Linked DNA regions of Homo sapiens: region 1 is linked to region 2. A link is an interaction called in ENCODE POLR2A ChIA-PET data of the cell type or tissue named here. Cell type or tissue: Panc1. All regions are shown on one strand. Links, peaks and the distances in the headings refer to the core of each region. The heading gives the core; the rest is flanking DNA.

Region 1 (9,322 bases), core at 910-8,909, 180 kb before region 2:
ACATAATTTATTCATTCAAATTATATTAACTGCCCTACTTTCATGTGCTAGGAGCTAGGCCTATACCTGAACAAGATGGACATAGACCCTGCTCCTATGCAGCTTCTACTGGAATTGAGTAAGGTTGCAAATGAAATCAGAAATCACACAAGAAAGTTTGTGTCTGTTGGGGTGGTTCAGAGCTGGAAGGAAACAAAATGATCATCTCCAATATTCTTTATCTTATAGATGAGGAAATAGTGGTTCAGAAATATTGTAACTGATCCAAAGATGAAACAGTTTTTTCATTTGAGCACGAAAATTTGCTCTGAGGAAATAGGAAAATATCTATTACCTGGGTTTCCTGGCTTTCGGTGCTTGATTAAGAGAGAATAGTTAGGGAAAGGAGACTTCTTTGGGGGGATGCTAATTTATGAAAAAAATGATCTGGATCCTTATATCACAGACATGAAGAGACAATGAAACATTCTTAATATGACTATATAAAATCGTTAGCCCTTCATGAAATTGAGCCATATAGTATTGTGTTGTATTTTAGTGAAGAGATTTCTGTATGGGTTTAAACTACTGCATAGTTCAAGACTGTAACTTTGTTTAATCTAACTTGACATAAGAATGTAACCAAAAAAATCTGGAAAAATGTTTAACTCTTTTAAAGTCCAGCACCGAGCAGCCACTCAGCCAATATGATGACTGAAGCTCTTCAGATGAAACCACTGCCCCCACCCAGCTGTCTGGTCCAGTCAGGTCCTTTTTTAATAGCATGTTTTGGGGTCCTAAATTATCTGTGTAGTTGTCTCAGTAGAAGGGAAACTGACGAGAAAAAGAAACAGGGATGTTTGAATATGTTGTTCTTACTTTTATTAGAACATAGACTCCTAGAGCTGGAATTGTATCTTGGATTTTTGGTTCCGCTGGTAGCACACCGTGCTCAATAAAAATTAATCCATCAATCAACAGGACAGAAAATCCCATCCTGCCAGAAGCAATACTTCCTGTTTGTCCCATACAAAGCCAATTAGAGTGTTAGGATGTTGTAATGGAGACAGAAACTAAGGAAAGCGGCAAAAATAAAAAAATTCCCCCAAAACATCAAATAGAAAATGTAGGGGTAGGGGGATTGGGGGCACAAGATGGGTTGAACCAGATAGGGAAGATCCCCCAGTGTTGTCCTGCTCCCAGTCCAGGTTTGGGAAAATGCCGGCAGCGTTTCCCTGTGTCTTTCCCTCACAAAGTCTCCAAGTCTCTCCTCGAATGAGCTCCAAGGCTTGGGAGAAACAATCTCTTCCTCTGCCCGGGTTGCGTGGATCTCCAGTGGAAAGGAAGAACCGGAACTATGGTTTGTGCGCTCCTTATTGCCTCCGAAATATTTTTAACTGCAGAGGAAAGCCTGTATTATTTTGGAGAAAGGCGAACAGATAAAACCCACAGCAATAAATTTCAGGGAGTAGAAACTCCTTGTCAGAATAGATATGTTGGATATTTTGCACAAGTGAAACATCTCTACAACGGGACTATCCCTCCAAGACGGATACTCTTTATAAAAAGATTCATTATTTATTCGACTCGTGGTGTTGGAACAGGTGATGTATGTGATCTACAATTCCAAATAGTAATGGAGAAAAAGGTTGTCTTTTCCAGTACTTCATTAGGAAATTGTTCGCTGCCTCCCTTGGCCTCCCAAAGTGCTAAGATTACAGCCTCTGCCCGGCTGGCACCCCGTCTGGGAAGTGGGGAGCGTCTCTGCCTGGCCGCCCATCGTCTGGGATGTGGGGAGCCCCTCTGCCCGGCCACCCCGTCTAGGAAGTGAGGAGTGCCTCTGCCCGGCTGCCACCCCGTCTGGGAAGTGAGGAGTGTCTCTGCCCGGCCGCCCATCGTCTGGGATGTGAGGAGTGCCTCTGCCTGGCTGCCCCATCTGGGATGTGAGGAGCGCCTCTGCCCAGCCGCCCCATCTGGGATGTGAGGGGCATCTCTGTCCGGCCGCCACCCCGTCTGGGAAGTGAGGAGCGCCTCTGCCCGGCTGCCCCACCTGGGAGGTGAGGAGCGCCTCTGCCCGGCTGCCCTTCGTCTGGGAGGTGGGGAGTGCCTCTGCCTGGCCGCCCTGTCTGGGAAGTGGGCACCTCTGCCCGGCCACCCCATCTGGGAGGTAAGGGGTGTCTCTGCCCGGCTGCCCCGCCTGGGAAGTGAAGAGCGCCTCTGCTCGGCTGCCCTTCGTCTGGGAGGACGGGAGCGCCTCTGCCCGGCCGCCCCATCTTGGAGGTGAGGGGCATCTCTGCCCAGCCACCCTGTCTGGGAGGTGGGGAGCGCCTCTGCCCGGCCGCCCATCGTCTTGGATGTGAGGAGCACCTCTGCCCGGCCGCCACCCCATCTGGGAGGTGAGGAGCGCCTCTGCCCGGCTGCCACCCCGTCTGGGAAGTGAGTTGCGCCTCTGCCAGGCCGCCCCTTCTGGGAGGTGAGGAGCGCCTCTGCCCGGCCGCCCTTCGTCTGGGAGGTGGGGAGCGCCTCTGTCCGGCTGTCCCATCTGGGAAGTGGGCGCCTCTGCCCGGCCACCCCATCTGGGAGGTGAGGGGCGTCTCTGCCCAGCCACCCCACCTGGGAAGTGAGGAGCGCCTCTGCCTGGCTGTCCTTCGTTTGGGAGGTGGGGAGTGCCTCTGCCCGGCCGCCCCGTCTGGGAAGTGGGCGCCTCTGCCTGGCTGCCCCATCTTGGAGGTGAGGGGCGTCTCTGCCTGGCCACCCTGTCTGGGAGGTGAGGAGCGCCTCTGCCCGGCCGCCCCGTCTGGGAGGTGGGGAGCGCCTCTGCCCAGCCACCCATCGTCTGGGAGGGGAGGAGCGCCTCTGCCTGGCCACCCCGTCTGGGAAGTGGGGGTCGCCTCTGCCCGGCCGCCCCGTCTGGGAGGTGGGGGGCGCCTCTGCCCGGCTGCCCATCATCTGGGATTTGAGGAGCACCTCTGCCCGGCCGCCACCTCGTGTGGGAGGTGAGGAGCGCCTCTGCCCAGACGCTACCCCATCTGGGAAGGGAGGTGCACCTGTGCCCGGCCCCTCCGTCTGGGAAGTGAGGAGCGCCTCTGCCAGGCCGCCCTGTCTGGGAAGTGTACCCAACAGCTCTGAAGAGACAGTGACCATCAAGAACGGGCCATGATGACGATGGCAGTTTTGTCGGAAAGAAAAGGGGGAAATGGGAAAAGAAAGATCAGATTGTTACTGTGTCTGTGTAGAAAGAAGTTGACATAGGAGACACCATTTTGTTCTGTACTAAGAAAAATTCTTCTGCCTTGGGATGCTGTTAATCTTTAACCTTACCCCCAACCCCATGCTCTCTGAAACATGTGCTGTGTCAACTCAGGGTTAAATGGATTAAGGCCGGTGCAAGATGTGCTTTGTTTTTTTTTTTTTTTTTTTTTTTTTTATGTTTAAGCTGTATATTTACTCATTGAAACACTCGGTGAAATCAGGGTAAAATCAACTAAAGGAAAAATAGTTGTTTCATTCATTTGAACTTAAACCAACTAAAGTAGTACTCATGTCATTACGATGCAGCAAATACGAGACCTCTTTCTACAAAGATTAGCACAACCAACAAATTAGGGGATATAGCAAAACAGAGCCAAAAACGGTAAGAAATCAATTAAGTATGTTACAGCTTAACCCTTTACCTCAATAGTTTTTAAAAAATAAGCAAAGCCTCCCAATCCCAAACAATACGAATACATCTTCATCACCAATTTGTACTTGTATTTCTTATTCTTGAGGTTAGATTCTAAACCCTAAAGATATCCAAACTCGTATTAGATCTACTTATCTATAGCCAGAGACGGCAGCCAAGGTTATTAAAATGTCTTTTCTAGGCAGGGCGCGGTGGCTCACGCCTGTAAATCCCAGCTGTTAGGGAGGCCGAGGCGGGCGGATCACAAGGTCAGGAGATCGAGACCATCCTGGCTAACACAGTGAAACCCCGTCTCTACTAAAAATACAAAATATTAGCCGGGCGAGGTGGCGGGCGCCTGTAGTCCCAGCTGCTCGGGAGGCTGAGGCAGGAGAATGGCGTGAACCCGGCAGACGGAGCTTGCAGTGAGCCAAGACCGCGCCACTGCACTCCAGCCTGGGCGACAGAGCAAGACTCCGTCTCAAAAAAAAAAAAAAAAAAAAGTATTTTCTCCAGGAAGATCCAATAGGAAAAAAAAAAAAAAAAAGAAACCTCGCTGATTAGGCTCCAACCATACTCCACCCTCCATGAGATTGACTGGATGGGCATCATGGAAACCAGAACACGTGGTTTCCAAACAAGAAAAATCCTATGAAGGATGGGAGGAGGGGAGAGGAAGGATTCAGCCAGTGTCCAGACTGAAATTGAGTAATATCAGTTTCACTCATCTTCACACGTCTTCAGGTTGCATGTTCATGGAGTAGTTTAGGAATAAATCCATGGTTTGTGGAGTACTAAAATACCTAGTGGTCTGCTGTATTACATTAAGGCCTTCCCCAGCAGCTTCCAAGGCAGCCTCCAAGTCACTGGCAGGAGAATTTGGCTGGAAGTGCATGCAGGACTGCAGAGATTCCTCTCCACAGTTATAGAAGGGACTGTTCCAGGCCTGATTGTTCCAGGATTGGGTGCACCAGGTCTGAGTGTTCCAGGAGTGGTTGCTCCAGGACTGGATGTTCTGGGTCTGGTTGCTCCAGGTTGAATTGTTCCAGGTCTGGTTGCTCCACATTGGAAGGTTCCCAGTCGGGTTCACCAGGCATCCCTGGTGGTAGGAAGAGTAGAGGCTGGGGTAGGTAGGTGCTGAGGCCTTCTGCGTCACACCATTGCTATTCTTCGGCCAGTTGTTTTTCTGCCACCTCTTAGATTTCATTCTCTGGTTCTGGAACCAGGTCTTCACCTGTTTGTAGCTGAGGTTCAGGATGTTGGAGAGTTCTTGCATCTGCTGGAGGCTGAGGTATTTCTGTCTCTGAAATCTATCATTGAGTACACACAGCTGGGTGGAAGAGAACACAGTTCTGGTCTTCTGTTTCTTGACCGGGACCTTGTCTTCCTTTTTTGCGACACTATTCTCTGCAGAAGTGGGTTGTTTGCCTTTGGGACTGGTGGAAGAATCAGGGCTGTCCTGAATAAGCAGATCCATGGAGGAAGGAAGAGGAGAGACAGTCTCTGTGTGAGGCATCTCAGCAGAAGACATTTGCAAGGATGGATAGTTTTCTTCAGGCCCACAAATCACAGGCATAGGTGAAGATTCTTTACAGTCGGATTCTTCAAAGCAAGGCAAGCTTTGGGGACAAGCTGGATCCACACTCATGTTAGTATAGAGGAAGAGGAGGAAAAAATTTAAGAGGTGGACTGGAAAAAAGGTTAAGGCAGCTTTAAGACTTTTCTGGAAGATGTTAGAGAAATAGGACCTCCAGAAGGAAAAGTATCAAGAAATTGGGATAAAGTGAGTTGCCTGCATAATAACATGAGGCAACCAGCTCAGTCCAGCAGAACGTTAAAATCCTGGCAAGATGTGCTTTGTTAAACAGATGCTTGAAGGCAGCATGCTGGTTAAGAGTCATCACCACTCCCTAATCTCAAGTACCCAGGGACACAAACACTGCTGAAGGCCGCAGGGACCTCTGCCTAGGAAAGCCAGAGACCTTTGTTCACGTGTTTATCTACTGACCTTCTCTCCACTATTATTCTATGACCCTGCCACATCCCCCTCTCTGAGAAACACCCAAGAATGATCAATAAATACTAAAAAAAAAAAAAAAAGAAAATATAACTGGACAAAAACAGGTAACGGTGGAAAGCCACTACCCAATTCCATTTTCCCCTTGACACTCTCTTTCAACTTATCCTCAATGTAATAGAAGTTTGACTGCAGAGTGGCATCTTGGACTGCCCACGTTTCCTGGTCAGTGTTGGGCAGGGGAAGCTGTCTGCCTTCCTAACAGCTCACCCAGAGGGCACTCACTGCGGCGCTCCCAGCAGTCTTGCCATCTACCTGACGCCCCCACCTGGGCACCAGCTCCTGAGTTCTCCTTGCTCAGCTTTGCTTGGTCAGAAAACAAGAAGGACAATTCATCTGGGAAGGGATAAATAGGCAGCTGGCAAGAGAGAGCAAGCTAGTTACTACTGATAAGGGAGGGTGGGTGTGGGAAGGAAAGCGAGACAGGCAAATTGGGAATTCTTTGTGTCATGAACCCTCTTGAGAATTGATTAAAAGCTACCAAGGCTTTCTCCAGAACACAACCATATGCATATGTGCACACAATTTTGCATTCATTTCATGAGTTCCCATCTCACTTTCACACAAACATACCTCTTGTTCTAAAAACAAACTCTAGAAGCTATAAGCTTCCAAATCTTACTAACCAAGAAATTCTGAAAGACTTTTTAATCATGGCAACTTTTTAATATCAAGGATTCTCCAATTGTAGTCTTATATGTTTCAAATATAATCAGTTTCAAAAGCAATTCCTAAAACACTAAAAATGGTCAAAATGGACACTTATGGTAAAAAATACTTGTTACCAATGTTTCGTCCCACGTTGCAAAGCACACTGTATTTCAAGTTTCTACATATGCATTTACATAAAATTATTTTTTTTTGAGATGGAGTTTTGCTCTTGTTGCGCATGCTGGAGTGCAATGACGCGACCTCAGCTCACTGCAACCTCTGCCTCCTGGGTTCAAGTGATTCTCCTGCCTCACGCTCCCGAGTAGCTGGTATTACAGGCGTCCACCACCACAAGCGGCTAATTTTTTGTATTTTTAGTAGAGATGGGGTTTTGCCATGTTGGCCAAGCTGGTCTCGAACTCCTGACTTCAGGTGGTCCACCCACTTCGGCCTCCCAAAGTGCTGGGATTACAGGTGTGAGCCACCACACCCGGCCTATTAATTTTGTTTAAAGAAAAAAGACTTCCAAATCTTGGATGGCGGTTGGGTGGTGGGGGTGTCAAATCACCTGGTATTTGACTATTCAGGGCTCTTTTATGGAAATAAAAAGCACAAAAGCAAACAAAACAGTTTTGTCCATCTACCAGGCTCATACACTCTGTGTCCTGAAAGGAGGGGGAACATCTCCAAGTTCAACTAAAAATGTATTAACTGCAAGCTGGGCGTGGTGGCCCACACCTGTAATCCTAGCCCTTTGGGAGGCTGAGGAGGGCAGATTGCTTGAGCTCAGGAGTTCGAGACCAGCCTGGGCAACATAGCAAGACCCGTCTCTAAAAAAAAAAAATGCTAACTGCAAATTGCACATTCTGCAAATGGTTCAGCGTAGGAACAGAAGGCTTTTTCTGATCTCTTCTTGAAGGTAGGTCCAGGGCCTTTGGCTTATCTTCTTTTCAAAGACCATACAGGAAGAGGTTTTCAAACAAGGATGGAGCAAGAGGGCAGCGGCGCTTGGACCACCTGCAGGCAAAGACACAGGAGAAACCCCACCTGCCCTCACAGCATGTGGGAGAGCAGAAGGGGCAGAGATAACCGCTGGCAAAGGGAACATGTGGGAGAAAGTAAGGGGAAATCAATAAAACAGAGTTTAAAAAAATAATGTGCTTTCCATGCCATGAAGGAAAGTCATGATGAAGGCCCAAGTTAACTCCCCAAATGCTTTCAGGATCACAGAAATGACACTGTCAAATACAACATTAGTTTTCTGAAGCCTACGGGCTGAATTTTATTTATGTTAAGTTAACTCCCATTTAAAAAGATAGCATATTCTACATCAAAGGGAAAAAAACTTTTCCTAATGTATCCATTTCTCTTCTGAAGCACACGAGCTGTTGCTATATAATGCTTTGTGGTGTTTTCTCAACTGTACTTGCTTTTCTCTGTATCAGGAAATGCACAGTAAACAGGCTCAAGCCTGGGTCTGCTGCTTCTCAATGCCAAACCGGCAATCGTTTGATTGTGTGTGTGTTTTTAAATGCATTGTTAGTTTTAACTAAGATTTATATATGTTCCATGAATGATGTTTCAAAGCAGGAGAGAAAAAGAGGATCAGGCATCGCTATAAAATCAGTTCCTGGTAAATTGTGTAAAAGTGCAAACCATAAGCTGTCAAGAGGATTGGACTGGGGTGGCCTTTGGGGAATGATTCAGGTTTCTGCGGTGACTGTTTTGTTCTCCCTGGAAGTTCAGCTGGTGGTTTCCTGGGTCTGATCAAAACTTCACCACCTGGTGAAGATAAGCACTAGCTGTCTACCAGCTTTCTGGATATGGTTTTCCTGGCCATCAGAAGAGACTAAAATTTCCATCTTTCTGAATTGCTGGCCTTCTCATTGTTCTCCAAATATACTTTGCTCATTTCTGAGTCTGAGTGCTAGTTAGTTTGAACTAGTTAGCTAGTTCTTTTCCGAGTGTAGAGAAGTCAATTTTAGTGTAAACACAGTGGATAAGACCATGGACTTGGCAGTGGGATGGCCTGGATTAACTCTCTGGTCTGCCATTTACTGGTCCATGTCTCAGTTGAAAATGGGGATAATACGATTATCTACCTCACAGAGGTATTAAGAGCAAATAAGTAATATGTAAAAGTTATTTAGAATAGTACCTGGTACATAGTGAGTTCTTTATTTTAGAGTGTTTGCAATGATGATGATTGTTGTAGTTGTTATTTTTCTGGTGACCTCATTACAGTTTTTTTCTCTGGGGAGCTGATCTTGTTCTGACATGGCTTAGATGGAGCTGACCTCACCTGCCTCTGTTCTACGGGTGGGCACATAGCCCAGACCTGGCCAATCAATGAATTCTGTCCTCCCAGCTACAGTGATTGCCTCAGGGATAGGAAAGTGATATAAATTGGTCCAATCAGGGGATCACAGGAGTGTTTTTAGAACTGTTGAGAAAGAGAGCTTATCTTTTGTGTTGGGGTAGTTAGGGAGTAGGATGTAAGCCAGAAGATGCAAGGGGCTACCTGTGTGCAGTCAGGCTGAGACTGAAACCAGTGTAGAGGAAAGCAGAGCCAGGTGATGAAGGGAGAAAGAGGAATCAACTGAAATTTTAGGACCCCATGGCTCTAGCCATGCCTGAAGCCCTAGGACCACTCTTTCTGCACAAGTCAGTTTGCGTTGGGTTTCTCTCCTTGGCTGTCACTAACTCAGCCTCCCCTATGACACAATCTATCTCCTCTACCCATTCATATGCAACCCATCCTTTGAGGCACTGTACAAAGCCCACACCTTCAGGAAGTAATGCTTCCTTTTCTAAGTTCCTATAGTACCTACCCTCTGGGCCATCAATCTAGTACTTATTATTCACTTTAGAAAGTATATCTTTGCCAATGCAGCTATGGCATCTCTTCAGTGCTACAGATTGACTCCGTGTTTTACTGTTTGGTGATTTCC
Region 2 (9,322 bases), core at 813-8,812:
GACAGCCGAAGAACCATTATGACGACATATTTAGCAAATAATCATTAACATAATGAAAAGAAGGTTATAAAGTAATCCTGCACTGGAGCCTTCTTAAATCCCCTCAAATAGACCTGCTGTTCTGAAATTAGACTTTAAAATCTTCAACCATCCATTGGTTTGAGAATCAATAGAGTAAAAGAGAAGATAAATGAGGGCTGAAGACTATTTCTAACCAAAGTCTCATGATAAATGGTCTAAAATTCAATAGTTATCAGCATGGAGATATTCCTTTCAAATAGTTCTATGACTTCTTCAAGAATGAACACAGAGGGTTTTTTTTTCTTCAAAAAGCTGTTTCCCCCCTGAGATAAATGTTACTTTAGTTTCAGATGTTTTTCTTTGATCATTAGCTAGGTATCACCCCTCCAGCCACTAGAAGTTGCTCAAACTTTGTGGATTAATTCTGGAATATTCTAACGTGTTGCCACAATTTTGGATGCACCAGTTTACTCATAGAGCCTTTAGTAAAGGTCGTCTTGAAATTTTTTTTGACTTTGCAAATGACTGCACACTGTTAAATAACAAAATGAGTTTATTAGTTGGAGGGGAGCAGTTACTCCTAAATAATGAATATGATCCTTAGAAGATTATTCATTCTATCCATTAGGATTAGTTTTATTTTCATCTTTGTCCAACTAAGCAGTGATATATACTCCATAATGGTGAATAACACACACATCATATGTGCACACATATACATGATTTATGCATATATAAAATTGACTTATAAATAAATATACAGTATATAATATACATATTTGTTTGAATATATATACACACCTATATAACATATATAAATCTTTAATAAACTTACAGATTTACAGAAAATTTGCAAGGATAGTACAAAGTTCCTGTATAACCTGAATCCAGTTTCTCTAATTGTTAACATCTTATATTACCATGGTATACTTGTCATAACTAATAAGGCAATATTTACAAATTTTATTATTATCTAAAGCACATATTTAATTCAGATTTCCTTCATTTTTACTTAATGCTCTTTTTCTGTTGCACGATCCTGGCCAGTTACCATATTATTTATAGTCATATCTCCTTAGGCTCCTTTGACGGTGACTGTTTCTGAGTTTCCTGGTTTTGATGACCTTGACAGTTTTGTAGTACTAGTCAGATACTTTTCTAGATTGTTCTTTGATTTGGGTTTTCTAATGTTTTTCTCATGGTTAAACCACAGTTATGGATTTTTGGAAGGAAGACCACAAAGTGCCATCCACATAAGTGATATATTTTTATCTTTGAATGTTCTCAATGTATTCAATGTACTAAAATATAATTTTTTTTCTTTTTAGAAATAAAGGGCAAGTTATGTAAATCATCAGCAACAATCTGCAAAAGAGGCTGTGTGTATATAATGGAAAGTACTTCATTGCTAATTAGTAGTGTAGTAGATGTCAAGATCTGTGTTCACTCTGGGATTTAGCCATGTCTGGGCATGTCTGCAGGACTGTAGGGTGGGTCCACGAGGGATCCATTTACAAGAGATGAGGTCAAGAGCCAGGAGGTGGAAATGGAAGAACATACATCCTGACCTAAAGGGAAAGAGAGATGTTTACTAGTTTAGTTCGGGGTCAATGAGCAAGCATATCTGGTATGTGTGTAAGTGTGTGTGTAGGAGGAATACTGGGGTTTGTAATGGTTTTGACTTTATCATTTCTGAATTTTAGTGCAAGAAATATGCAAAGAGAACATAAAGAAGACTAAAAAGAGTCTGTTGGTAAACATTAGATGCATTGATGACAGCTATTTGAGGACTGATAAGAATGGGGGTGATTTGATAGTGACAGGGGAGTGCTGGTGACTGGGGAAAAGAATGGCATCATTAGCATAAAATATAGTGCCATCAATACTGGGCATTATAAGTGTCAGTAGTGACATGGGCAGGCATCACCATGAAAAGATGACATTAGCATAGCATACCAGGAAAGGAGGAGAAAAATAATAAATAGGTAAGGGTACTAGTTTTTTGTGTTTATGTAAGTCACTTCTTAGGAACATGTAACATCTCTGGGAAAAATTTATGGGGCTGGAGTGTTCTCAGGGAGGGTAAAAAGTCTAGTTAGAGAAATACCACATCTGGCAGTTGCTTACCTATAGGCTTGAACACAGGTTAGAGACAAAAGGAAGTCACTTACATTCTCTGAGTTTCCATACTCATGAATGAGAGATCCGCACTTCTTCAAAAGGTTGTTGATTGGAGTGACAGCAATGCTAATCAAAAAGTATAAAAATAAAAAATAATAATATGTTGTTGAGGGATTTGGTAGAGGTGGTAGTGACTTGGAAAGTATAACAACCTCTTAAGTAGACTTGAAGGGTTACATGTAACTCAGATTCGAGAAATGGGGATTTTTTGTGGAGGTACAAAGTGCACTGTAGGAGATAAAATCTTAGAAATGCCTCATGAGTACTGGAACTACAGTCTTATTCTGGATTGAAGGCAATTAAAAGAAACTCAGCAGCAGTTGTTCAAGAATTCCATGCTAGCACTCAAAACAGTATTATTTTCTTGGTCTCAGCTTTGTGTGTGTGTGTGTGTGTGTGTGCATTTTCTTACTTCTTTTATCATTACAATGCATAGTAAGTAATTAGCAGGAAAACTTTACCTTGATTGAGTGGTGGTACTCTTAAACAATTTGAATAGTATTATCCTTAGAACATAAATGTAAGCAATAAAGGGAACGTTATCAAGCGGCTACTTAATCCACCATTCCATAGAACTTCTCAACCTGTTTGAGTCTGGTTTCTCACAGACTTTAGCTTTCCTGTAGAACATCATGGTCCTTCTTATTTTATGATATCTTCTATCCATTCTTTTTACCATAGCAGCCCAATACTGGACCAACCCTTATATTTTTGGGCAAGGTGTTATTCTTGTTTTTAATTTGTGCCAAGACACTTGATAAAGCCATTGAATTATTAATGAAAAGATTGTCTTTTTGCCTTACTCGGGCAAAAGACCACTAATGGTGTGAGAGGTAGGATTGGGGTCATATTACAGCACAAGGAATAGCCTAGAACTGTTTTCACTAAAAGGAGAAGGATGGGACAGTTTCTCTTGGAAGAGAAAAAATGAACATGCAAGCCTCTAGGATAGTCAAAAGTAATGTAAGACATTAAAGGAGGACACTTTCACTGTGACATTAGTTGGCTTACAAATTCTAAACCAATGCTTTAAAATTTGCTCCTCAGAAAATCATACAATTTTAGAGTTGGAAAGGATATTAGAAATAATCTCATCTAAATATTTCATAAGTGAGGGAACTAAAGTCTGGGTTAAATACTAGCTACAGGTTAGAAAGCTCTTTAGTAACAGAGCTAGGCTTAGAGCTTAATGTCCTTTGTTCTATAAGCTGTCTCAGCAAGCTTAGGGATGAGTTAAGGTAGCAATAAACCTTTATCAAAATAGAAACTCTATTTTCTTTGAAACATGCTCACTTTTTTTGGGCCAATACTTGAACATTTATCCTTTATAAAGTTTCCTAAGGACTCCATTGTTTTCACTAGTTGGAAACATGCTTTCTTTCATTTCCTCAATCCTTTCTCCCTCCCTTATATATTTACTTTACTGCCCCTAGAACTCCATATGCATCTTCTCCTTAAGATTCCTACTATGGGCCGGGCACGGTGGCTCACACCTGTAACCCCAGCACTTTGGGCGGCCAAGATGGGCAGATCATGAGGCCAGGAGTTCAAGACCAGCCTGGCCAACATGGTGAAACTGCATCTCTACTTAAAATACAAAAATTAGCTGTGCGTGGTGGTGTGCACCTGTAATCCCGCTACTGGGGAGGCTGAGGCAGAGAATCGCTTGAACCCAGGAGGTGGAGGTTGCAGTGGGCCGAGATCGCACCACTACACTCCAGCCTGGGGGACACAGCAAGACTCCGTCTCAAAAAAAAAAAAAAAAAGATTCCTACTAGGTGATCATCCCTTCCTTGCTTTCCCTTCTCGAATTCTGTAAGGGGTGTTCTAATCATATATCTGGAAAGGCAAGCATAAGCCAATACTCCTTACCACACTTTTCTTGAAACCTTGTGGGGTAACTTAAAGAAGAGAAGAAATGGCTTAATTATGAATTATTCAAAGTGGAGATTTTGCTACAAGTATGACTATGCATGTACACTATACTTCCTCCTGGGAGCAGCTGCTTTCACGCAAACCTAATCATATAAAAAAGTATGCATTCCTGTAATTACTAACAGTATTTATTGCAAGTAATATAAAATAGATAATAAGATTTCAATTATAAAGCACAGCTTCACAGCATTAGCTCTAGAACATGTTCTACATTTCGTTTTTATATTTGAAATAGTGACGACACTGAAAATTTCAAACAAGTTAACTGAGATATAGAAATATGTGATGTCACAATGTTTACTACACAGAATGCAGTCAAGGACCTGGAAGTAAGCTCCTCCCCACCTTCCTCTCCAAAATAAAGCTACTGAGCAGCCAATATAAGTCCTAAAAGAACTGCATGCTTGAGCTCATACAATCTCAGTTTCTCAGTTGCTTTCCTGAAAACTTATTTTACTTTAGTTATGGTCACACAAAGCTTCTTGTCTGGATTTTCTGCCCGTAATATGTTGAACACGACAAATTGGAAAGAAGCAGAGAGGGAGTCACTAGACTCAGCTCATAAATGATACCAAGAAGTGAAAGCAAGTCAAATGGTAGCCAGGGAGGAGACATAAGACCTACATAAAGCAAGTGCAAATGCTCAGAAATCCAAGCTGGAAAAAATAGTCCAATTAACCCCAATAATCTTTGGGATAATTACTATTTTAGAGTAAATAATCAATGTTCATGCCACCATGCATCTTTAAGAACAAATAAAATCTTCAGGAGATTCTTTTATTTTATTTTATTTTTTGAGACAGAGTCTTGCTCTGTCGCCCAGGCTGGAATGCAGTGGCACAATCTCAGCTCATTGCAACCTCCGCCTCCTGGGTTCAAGCAATTCTCTGCCTCAGGCTCCCGAGTAGCTGGGATTACAGGCACCTGCCATCACGCCCAGCTAATTTTTGTATTTTTAGTAGAGACAGGGTTTCACCATGTTGGCCAGGCTGGTCTTGAACTCCTGACCTCGTGATCCACCCACCTCGGCCTCCCAAAGTGTTCGGATTACAGGCGTGAGCCACCGCGCCCAGCCAGGAGATTCTTTTTAAAATTCAGGATAAAGTGAAATATACTTTAGAAGAATTTTATTTAAAATATTTAAATAATGTTAAATTAAATAATTTATTATTTAATAATAAATTAAGTAATATGAAGTTTAATATTATTAGATAATATTAAACTTAAGTAATCTGAAGACTTCATTTATAAAAAAATGTTTTTCCTGTAAATTTAGGATAAATGAAGTGATTCTATGCAGTGATTCCACCTCATTTCAGCACTATTAAAATTCAGATACAAATTTTCATTTATTTTACCTACTTCTTTTTTTTACCTCCTTCCCTATCTCAAGGGGAAAGTTCCTTTACAATTGTGTTATCTTCTGGTCTTATGTTTTAGCCTCTGACCTCAGGCAATCCATTTCAGAAAGCCTCTCAATTCCTTCAAAGTATCCTTTTCTTTGTTTCCAGATGTACTGGGCCTAAGGACATCAATATGATCTGTCTAGGATTCTGGAAAAATTGTCACTTAGTGATATTCATTAATTTTTCTTGAAGAACTCTAAGTCTTTCCATTTATTTTATGTATTCTTCATCACATTTTAACACCTACCCATTCTTATAGTTATTCATGTCTTGACTATTGATTTACATAAGGAAATTCCCGGAAGTCAAAACCCACAATCTATTATATCAGTTCCTGTTGGAATTTATTTCTGCATACCTCAGTCCTTCTTGCCCCATTTCTTTCCCAGATGATTAACTTCGTTCTTTAATGAGATGCCCCAAACACATTCCTTATGCAGTTTCACCAGCTTTTTATAGACAGTTTATCCTTCCTGATGCAGTACAGCAATACAGCGTGCCTCTGAGCACGGTGCCATAATCACACCATTCTCTTTGCTGTCATGCAGAACTGGAAACGTTCAGCTGATCTGAAGTCCAGTATTACCCAGCTTTGTTAGCATTAAGGGTTTTTGTTTTTGTTATTGTTACTTCCTTCTTCCTTCTCTTGAAGATCTTTTTTCTGTGTTTTTTAGTTCAGGTTGAATTTAACTCTTGACTTCTCAAAATTATTTGGCATAAACTTTACATATATGGTAGAAGTGCTTAGGTTAACCAATGTTGATGTCTCATGATGGAGTAGGAATGTAAATCTATAAAGTTAGTTTAAAAAAAAAGGCTGCACATGTGGCTCGTGCCTGTAATCCCAACACTTTGGGAGGCAGAGGCGGGAAGATCGCTTGAGCTCAGGAGTTTGAGACCAGCCTGGGCAATATAGTGGGACCTCATCTCTACCAAAAATTAAAAAGTTATTTGGGTGTGGTGGCGTATGCTTGTAGTCTCAGCTACTTGAGAGGCGAAGGTGGAAGGATGGCTTGAGCCCAGGAGGTCGAGGCTTCAGTAAGCCCTGATCTCACCACTGCACTCCAGCCTGGGCAACAGAGCAAGACCCTCTCTTAAAAAAAAAAAAATGAAACTCTTCCTATGAATTACAAAAAAGAATGGAAATTTTAAGTTAGAGTGGTCCAAAACATAGATTAAAATAGTTTCACCTGAAGCTACAGTAGTAAAGAGAAGTAACTACTACATATATAGCATCTATATTTCAAAGGTGACAGGGGTGGAGACATACAAAAAAGGGTCCTCATGACAACTACTGTGTATGGTCCTTGTACTTTTCTCCGTGTTTACTACTTCGGGAGTTCTGTGCAATACAACCAATGAATGTGTTAGAAAGACTACTCATAATTCAAGATTCTATGAGTCTATTACTTTATATATAGTTATACTTTTTTTCCTATTTCATTAAGGATTTAAATTAAATTTATTACATGGTGGCCTCTAGAGCCCTTCCAGATTTCCCATTTAAAAAGTGGTATCACAATTTTTCAGGAAATCTCCAATGAGCTTAAAAAATAAGATAAACACACTTCATAAAAATTTCTAATTAATTCTAATAATGACTCAGAATACATTTAATTCATATTTACTAATTTGCCATAAGTCTTTAAAAAATGTTTTCTAAGTGATTTTTTTTAAAAAGATACCTTGGCTGGGTGCAGTGGCTCACGCCTGTAATCCCAGCACTTTGGGAGGCCGAGGCAGGGGGATCACCAGGTCAGGAGATGAAGACCATCCTGGCTAACACGGTGAAACCCCGTCTCTACTAAAAATACAAAAAATTAGCTGGGCGTGGTGGCGGGCGCCTGTAGTCCCAGCTACTGGAGAGGCTGAGGCAGGAGAATGGCGTGAACCCGGGAGGCGGAGCTTGCAGTGAGCAGAGATGGTGCCACTGCACTCCAGCCTGCGAAACAGAGCAAGACTCCGTCTCAAAAAAAAAAAAAAAAAAAAAAAAAAAAAAAGATATCTTAATGAATAGCCATTTAGGTAAGATTTTCTTTAGTTCCCAATTTTATGAACATCTCTTTATTTCTTGCCAGACTCTGGGAGAGATCTTTACCAAAGTACCTTCTAGGAGTCAGCTGCTACATTACTCTCATGCTTACATGTCTTAAAGTAGAAAACTAAAGTGAGAGAATCATGCAGAATTTTGCCCTTACAAATAATTAGAAAATTAAACTCAAATAATGAATATGCCTATAAAATATTTAAGTCTGAAGGAATTATAATTTGATGTGGATAATTACATGCTGAAAGTAAGATCTCTATTTGACACCATGAAGAAAAAAATACGTGAAAAGTTTCTAATGAAGAGAAACCTCTCAATGGATTTTAACTTATTACTTCTGATAACTAAGGAAGATATTTTAATCATTAGTTTATCATAGAGCTACTACTACTAATACTCTATTTACATATCACCTTTCTTCCAGAGGTCTCAGACATTTTATAAACATCTCATTAATCTTCACAACCCTCCAGTGAGACTTTATATGGAGAAATAAACAGGTATTAAATTAACTCTAGAAGATTCTTCCATAGTTCCTCTGAACTCATAAGAAGGATAATGCCAAAAAATACTTTACATGGAATATAACAAGAAAACATTTTAACATAATTAATCTTTTTTTTTTTTTTTTTTTTTTTTAGAGACAGGGTCTCACTCTCTCGCCTAGGCTAGAGTGCAGTGGCATGATCATAGCTCACTGCAGTCTAGCCCTGGACTCAAGCGATCCTCCTGCCTCAGCCTCCCAAGCAGCTGGGGCTACAGGCATCCACCACGTCACTTGTCTAACTTTTTATTTTTATTTTTTGTAGAGACAGTCTCACTATATTGCCAAAGATGATCTCAAACTGGGCTCAAGTGATCCTCCGACCTAGGCCTCCCAAATTGTTGGGATTACAGACATGAGCCATTTTGCCTGGCCTCACAGTTTATAATTTCTTTTTTTTTTGAGACAGAGTCTCGCTCTGTCACTCAGGCTGGAGTGCAGTGGAGCGATCTCTGCTCACTCCAAGCTCAGCCTCCCGGGTTCATGCCATTCTCCTGCCTCAGCCTCCTGAGTAGCTGGGACTACAGGCGCCCACCACCACGCCTGGCTAATTTTTTTTGTATTTTTAGTAGAGACGGGGTTTCACCGTGTTAGCCAGGATGGTCTCGATCTCCTGACCTCGTGATCTGCCCACCTCGGCCTCACAAAGTGCTAGGATTACAGGCGTGAGCCACCGCGCCCAACATAGTTTATAATTTTTAAAGGGCCTTTTTTCTAGTCCATGCTGACTTTTCACACAGAAAATTCACTCATATGGATTTAAGCCTTGTTTTTTTTTTTAATTCAAAGATTAAAAAAAAAGGACACAAGTATTTTAAAAAGTACTTCTTAGTTGCCTCCACTCTAGAGCAAGGAGGAAGGAGCACAATCTATCTTGGATGCTTTATTAAAACAAATAATAAAGTTTTATTTGTTTTCTTTAGTACTATCTGCTTATTAGGAATTAGATTCCATCTGACATTTATTTCACCTAAATTTTTCTTTTTTCTACTTGAGGTAATAACAAGAGGCAATGCTACTCTTCCTCTTCATTATTTTCAAAGCTTTTCTCAGAACAGCATTTATAGTCTCTACGCTGATTTACCCAACACTTTAATATCTCTTCTATATTATCCCATAGCCCTGCATAAAGCGTAATGGACTTTCTCTGATTCTTAGACCTCTCTTCTGAAAATACTGGTCTACAAG

The links. Peaks named below come from ENCODE experiments on the same cell type or tissue, not always from the same donor. Only the 100,000 strongest peaks of a DNase experiment are listed, where the experiment ranks them.
Region 1: POLR2A ChIA-PET joins it to region 2 with 13 read pairs; 3 of 35 experiments call an interaction of 5 or more read pairs at or near these places.

What each region holds. Positions count from the first base shown.
Region 1 is chr15:35,079,820-35,089,141 of GRCh38, forward strand. NANOGP8 (Nanog homeobox retrogene P8) reads right to left here and starts at 5,476. Exons shown (of 1, transcript NM_001355281.2): 1 at 3,591-5,476. The coding sequence starts at 5,291. The coding sequence ends at 4,374. LOC105370765 (a long non-coding RNA gene) reads right to left here. Exons shown (of 2, transcript XR_932103.4): 2 at 1-1,376. In Panc1, for the core only: no CTCF peak of the experiment used is centred there; no DNase peak of the experiment used is centred there.
Region 2 is chr15:35,255,194-35,264,515 of GRCh38, forward strand. It overlaps a transcript of DPH6 not described here. Among named protein-coding and RNA genes, the nearest start is that of MIR3942, 110 kb to the right of the region's middle. RefSeq lists enhancers at 940-2,139, 8,469-8,968. In Panc1, for the core only: no CTCF peak of the experiment used is centred there; no DNase peak of the experiment used is centred there.